Linked DNA regions of Mus musculus: region 1 is linked to region 2. A link is a contact called in ENCODE POLR2A ChIA-PET data. All regions are on one chromosome and are shown on one strand. The core of a region is the stretch at or near the end of the contact, and the rest is flanking DNA. Distances in the headings are between cores, read along the strand shown. Region 1 holds the start of Osbp (oxysterol binding protein). Region 2 holds the start of Stx3 (syntaxin 3).

Evidence for each region. ChIA-PET counts read pairs that join two places held with the same protein, here RNA polymerase II (POLR2A).
Region 1: POLR2A ChIA-PET joins it to region 2 with 40 read pairs in Patski. The contact joins the promoter of Osbp here to the promoter of Stx3 in region 2. POLR2A ChIA-PET finds 5 or more read pairs at or near these places in 4 of 5 experiments (Patski and embryonic stem cell).

Annotation. Positions count from the first base shown.
Region 1 is chr19:11,964,059-11,967,259 of GRCm38, reverse strand. Osbp (oxysterol binding protein) reads right to left here and starts at 1,416. Exons shown (of 14, transcript NM_001033174.1): 1 at 964-1,416. The coding sequence starts at 1,319.
Region 2 is chr19:11,817,762-11,820,942 of GRCm38, reverse strand. It overlaps Stx3 (syntaxin 3), which reads left to right and starts at 1,540. Exons shown (of 11, transcript NM_152220.2): 1 at 1,540-2,251. The coding sequence starts at 2,222. Gm41810 (a long non-coding RNA gene) reads right to left here. Exons shown (of 2, transcript XR_003952942.1): 1 at 2,603-3,181; 2 at 1-2,290.

The DNA.
Region 1 (3,201 bases), core at 167-2,666, 150 kb before region 2:
TCCCAGGGAGATAGGAGATCTATGCGCACTAAATGAACAGTTGCATGTAAGACATCCAGCCACAATGCAAGGCTGTTGGGAAAGCTTATAACCTGTCCTCCAATCACCTCTCAACACCTCTGTCTAGTAATATAAGCCCCGAAGTGTGACATGTTATGACCATGCTATGAGTCACAGTAAGTATACATTAACCATACCAAAATAAGCACTGTGAAACCTTAACAATCATTTCAAAAACATGTGTTCTTCCTTTAATAAAACTTAATCTTAAATAAAACTAAAAGGTGCACGGTGACTGCTGGATAAGACAGTCATTCCCATGGGAAGAGGTGGGGCAGGCAAAAGTAAAAGCTATGGTAGAGTACACATCTCTATTGTGGACTGTCTAGACCGAGAAAGTACGCGCATGCTTGAAGAGGTAAGACATATGGTGGACAGAATCCCAAAGTCTCCCTGTGTGTGGTATTCTGATGTCGGAATGTGTATTCTGAGTAGACATGGGCAGGTATATCAAGGGTGTATCAGAAACATTAAATTTTAGAGACTAGAGCACAAAAAGTTAGGAGTTGTAACTTCCACTGTAAGTTCCTGAGGGACAGTGCCCGGGCTCGCGCTGTCTGTGCCCCTCCAGCTTCACAACAGTGCCTTACTTGCAGAATTAGCGATTGCACCCACGTGGTAGCGGAAATACAATGGCAGAGCAGATGCTCTCCAAACAATTGCTGACAGGAAAGACCCAGGGATGGAGGCAGATGAGGCACTAGGGGCGGGTGACAGCGGAGACAAGAGCAGTGTGTCAAATCTGCAGGTTCTGACTTCTGCAAGCTGTCAACCTGTGCAGGTGACAGACAGCGACCCAGGGCGACCTTGGCAGTGAAGCCAGCCGGCGGAGAGTGACAGCGCGGGTCTGTGGGCTGCACAGGGGGGGAGGCCAGGTGAGCGTGGCGCCCCGGAAGCAGTTACCTGTAGTAGCTTAGGAGCCCGTTGCTCAGCACGAACCATCGCCGCTGGTAGCCTTTGATGTAATTGGTCCATTTGAAGAGCCAGCCCTCTCTAGCCGAGCCCGAGCCCCCGGCGCCCGAACCGCCCGAGCCCGCGGCTGGCGGTGCAGAGCCCGGGCCGCCTGCCGCCACTCCTCCGGCCCCGGGGCCCGGGCCGCCCGCCGTCGCCGCCGTCGCGGCCGCCACCCCGGGGCCGGGCCCCGCGTCCCCGCGTCCGCCGCCGCCTCCCACCGCGGGTGGACCCGCGCCGCCGCCGCCCGGAGCCGCGATGGCTGCCGGGCCCGGCCCCACCACTCCTCTCAGCTCGGTCGCCGCCATGAGCCGCCGCCGCCCGGAGAGACACGACCGGAACCGCCTACGAGCTCCGCCGCCGCCGCCCGGAGCGCCCAACACGGCTAGCGCTTCAGCCGCCGCCGCGCAGCGTCCCCGCCCCGCCAGCCCCGCCGCGGGAAGGAGGGCTCGACTGCCGGGAAGGAGGGCGGCGATTGGTGCCGCCAAGTGTCACTTGCGGAAGACCCCGCGGACATTGGCATTTCTCTCGGGCCTGTCATGCTACTCCGCCCAGTGAGAAGCTCAAGGCGCGACGCGTCCTCCAGGCCTGCTTTCGATTGGCTAACAGGAAAGCCAATCAGGCAGGGCTACAAAATCATTGGTGGCTTTCCGAAGTCCGAGGACGGGAGAATGCAGAGCTCACGGCCGGTTTGGCCTCCGAATGGCTAGTACTTCCGTCAGTCATTACAGTTTATGCTTCTGTCATTGCCACGTCACCCCCGCCCATCGCGCTGCCCTTCATCCTCTTCCGCCCTTACGGATTGGTGGTTGATATCAGCTGCTCAAACCTTTCTACCAATTACTGAATGCATTGAAGTAAATGGGGCAGAGTCCAGCCTTCACATACTCATTCTTATTTTTTATTGGCTGACACCTATGTCTTTCACCTGTCGGTGGAGAGGCAGGGCTATGATTGGAGATGATTGGTTCTGGACATTGTCAGTGAAAGCTGCAGTTGGCCGAGATAGCAAATAAATTCATGGATGCACAAGTGGGCAGGCACGTTTGCAGCTTTAAGGAAGTGATGGGTCTCTATAAATGCTCTTGATGTGGGTGTGCTGTGGAATTCCCTCCTTCTCAATTGAGACTTGCAGATGGCCTTAATAAAGAGAGATGGATGGTTCCTGGGTCTCCTAGGGATTCCGTTTTCATATCCTGCTTCCGGAAGAACCCAGAGAGAGCTTCCTCGGCCCCCTCCTGGACTCACGACTCCTCCAATCCTCACCCCATTCCCTTTCCTGGTCTACCCTCTGTCTCTTCACTCTAGATTCTAATACACTTCTATTAATTCTGACCATCTAGTTGCCGACCTTATTTACGGGGAGAATAGATTGGCAAAGACCTACTACCTACCTTTATATCTCTTTTCCAAATCTAAAGGCCCTTGTTAGGTTTAGTGTGGTAAAAACACAATTAATTCTCTTGTTTATTGCTAGGGTTTTGTTTTGAACTGGGTGTTGAATGATTAGATTTGATCAGCTTAATTACAGCTGTGTTAGAGGTCACAAATTTCAGTAACTAGTCCAGCATTGAGCTGTTGTGAACTATTATTACAAAAATAGCCAAAACCTGCATTTTGGGGAATCTAACACCTATTACAGTGTAGCAGTTTTTGACCTGGCAGTAGGAATAGGGTTTAACTTTTATTTATTCATTTCTTCTGATTTGTGTGTGTGTGTGTGTGTGTGTGTGTGTGTACACCTAAGTGCAGGTACTTGTGGATGCCAGCAGAGGGCATAAAATCCCCTGGAGCTGGAACTAAAGTTGGTGGGTAGCCAACCCATAAGAATACTGGGAACAGAACTCAAGTTCTCTAGAAGAACAGGAACTGTTAACATCTCTCCAGTCCTAGGAGTTGCTTTTAGATACTGTAAAAAACTATTTACCTCATGAATATCAAGAAGTAATCTAAGCTGGGAGGTGTCGGCACATACCTTTAATCCCAGCTCTGAAGAGATAGAGGTGGGTGGATCTCTGAGTTCGAGGCCAGCCTAGTCTACACAGAGAAATCCTGTCTCAAATGGAAAGAAGGAAGGAAGGAAGGAAGGAAGGAAGGAAGGAAGGAAGGAAGGAAGGAAGGAAGGAAGGAGTGAATCTAGTCTGATTTGGAAAGCCTGGCTTCTCACTTTGGTTAAATACCTTTACAGGA
Region 2 (3,181 bases), core at 291-2,790:
ATGCTATGTATCCTATGGTGGCCTTATCTAATGCACCTTTCTGATTCTATAATAGTCTGTGACTTTCATTGTATCACAGCTATTGTCCAGCTATGTAAATTAGATATCGGTAGTAAGCAGAGTGCTTCTATTCATGGAGATTATAAGGACTTAGTGTACAGGAGAAGCACGGTTTCTTCTCCCATCCCCAGAGCTAGTTTTGCATCAAGTAACCTATTCATGCCAGCCTTCCTGCTGTTTGTCTGTGGATCTGAATGAGTTTAACCTCTTACTGGTTGCTTCACTAATAAGCTAAAACATTAAAATATATTCATTTTATATTTGCATGAGAGTCACAATTTTTTCCCTGTTGAAATCAATTATATCCTTTAAAATAATTTGCTGGGACTTAAAAAAATTTTTTTTTTACTTGTATGAATGTTTTTGCCTGCATTATGTCTGTATACCACATGTGTGTAACCTCTGCAGAGCCCAGAAGAGGGCGTTGCATCCCCTGGAACTGTGTGTCACCATGTGGATGCTGGGAATTGAACCCAGGTCCTCCAGTCAGTGTTCTTTACTGCAGGGCCGTTTTTTGCAGCCTAAAATCAATCGCGTCTTAACTGGAATCCTTTGTTCTTGCTTCAAAATGAATCCATCCTCCTTCCTCACTTCTGTCCAGATTTCAGACGTCCACACTTCGAGAGTTTTTCACTGTAACCCCTCTTACTGGAGAGGTTGAAACAGGAGAATGGCAAGTTCAAAGCTTGCCTGGGCAATTCAGGGAGATTCTGTCTGAAAGGAGAAAACCTAAGGGCTGATGCTAGAGAATGAGCTCGGTGGCGGAAGGTTTTCCAAGTGTTTGCTGGGCTGGGGTGGGGGTGTTCAAGCCCTAGCTGTAGGGTTACGACCACCAGGGGGCGTGGAAACTTTCGCAGTCCTCGCTGGGCCAGCGTCAGGACAGGAGCCGGAGGTCAGATAGAGGATTAGAGTTGATTACCGCATAGTTGGCTCTAACAGCTCAAGCCCTGCCTTACTTGACTACCTTTATGGCAGCGGAGGAAGTCAGTAGGAGCGTGCACATCGCAGAGGGTAAAGTCCGGTTATAATTAGAAAGTATCTATGGCCTTTAAGATTGAACACAAAGTCGAGGATACTTCTCGAACTTGAGACCAAGTCTTCACTAGCGCCAATTGTTGACCACTACTCTGGTCGATACGCCATTTGTTATCCCCAAATCAAATACGGAGGGGAAGGGAATAGGGGCACCGTTGAAGAGGAAGGGCAGTGAGAAGAACCACACTTTTCTAAAAATTCTTCAAATCCCAGGGCTCTTGACAGCAAGGAGGAGAGAGGTGGGCTTAAGTTTTCCAAATCAAACAAACGTCTTTATCCTACAACTCTGCCCGGTAGTTAAAAGTCAGTTGCTTCTTTTCTCGTACAGGCTAAGCAGAAAATTGCTAAGCAGCCTCTGATTTATATAGCTATGGAAACGGACTCTCCTAGATTCCCTCAAGTTATTCAAATTGTTAGTAAAAGGTGACTGGACCGCCTACACGACTTCGAGAGGCCCCACAACCACTAGCATCATAATCCCCAAATTCCTCGCCGCAGCCCGATCCAGGGCATCTCATCTGCAGTTACGCCCTACGGGAACAAGTCTCTGAGCCCGAACCGCACAGATTTTATACCCAACAGGTCCCTTCTTTAAGGCGGAATATCTCTTGAGCATCATCGGAACGTTTTCCCTCATCAAAGGGAGCAGGAACCAGCTTGTCTTCAACCTGAGGAGTCCGCAGAGGGCCGAACAATAAGAACAGTGCGGAAAATACGGAATCGAAGCCAGACAGACCACCCCCGCCTTTTTTTTTTTTTTTTTTTGTTTCTGCCTTTCGAGGGGCATGGGAAGGTGTGCCCGGAATGCTTCCGGCGCTGGAGCGCGCTGGCCCTTTAAGCAGGAGCTCGGGGAGCGGCCCAGGTATGGGGCGGGCCCAGGGGCGGGCGAGCCCTGAGCCGGCGCGGTCTCGTAGCCGGATTTGGAGCGCGGCGCCGGCGGGGGCCGGAGGGGGCGGCGCGGCGGACCTCGGTGGCCTCGGACGCTCCTCCTCGAGAGCGGCCGCCGCCCGCCTCCGCCCGCTCTAGCAGCTCTCTCGCCCCGGCCGGCAGCCGCCGCCGCTCCAGGCCGCTCACTTGGGACGCGCTCACCTGAGACAAGGCGCCCGCCGCCCTCACCTGGGCCAGGATGAAGGACCGGCTGGAGCAGCTGAAGGCCGTGAGTCCGCGGCGCTTGGGGGATCAGGCGGGCCCCGGGCTGCGGGGATCGGTCATCAGGATAAGTGGCGTGGGAGAGGGGCTTCTCCTAGTTCCCCTAACCCAGGCCGCAGGGGTGCTCTGCGCGCTAGGCCTCCCTCCGCCCAAGCCCCCGCCTCATCCCGCGGAGCTTTGCACCCTCCCCTCCCCTGCAGGGTCATGTGCTCGGTGATTCATCACCTAGCTGCGATTTCCCTGGACGCCCGTAACCCTCTTACCCCTTCTCCCCCAAAGCTGGACAGGGTTCCTCCAGAGCTGGACCCACTCGGGGACTTGAAATCAGCGGGGCTAATGGAGAAGTCAGGGGGCTCACCTCACCAGCTGTCTTCTGCCGCCTGGCACTGTGCCCCAAACCGGCCTCCTCTCCTTTCTATTTCCCTCCCGGAGCACCGGGCAGGGCTACTCCATCCCCGGAGTAGTTGAGAGTTCCGGGTGACTTCCGGAGCGGTGAGCCTGTTAGGTGCTGAGATGGCACCCCTCTTCCCATTCAGTGGTCTGTAATTATTTTGTCTTGTACCCCCGGAGACAGCTGTGGTCGTCTGCCGCACAAAAGCTGAAAAGCTTAGGTCACTTACTCTTTTGAGCCTATTTCCTTGTCGGTCAAGGGAGAATCTTCCTTCCTTATAGGTCTGTTATGAAGGTTGAATGACATAATGGGATTGATATAGGGAAGTGCTGAAGCATCAATTTTTGGAGGTATAGATTCATTTAGTAAGTTACTGAGCACATTCTATGGAGCAGGGCGAGTGTGAAACTTTAGGAACCCACCCGGTGATACAGGCTGCCACTTAATGGGATATAACAGTGCAGCCCTGGAAACTCACAGTGGAGTCTGCCTCCTAGCTAGCCTAGAAGCGCGCATCAGCTCAGATCTCAGACTAGACCTGGTGAA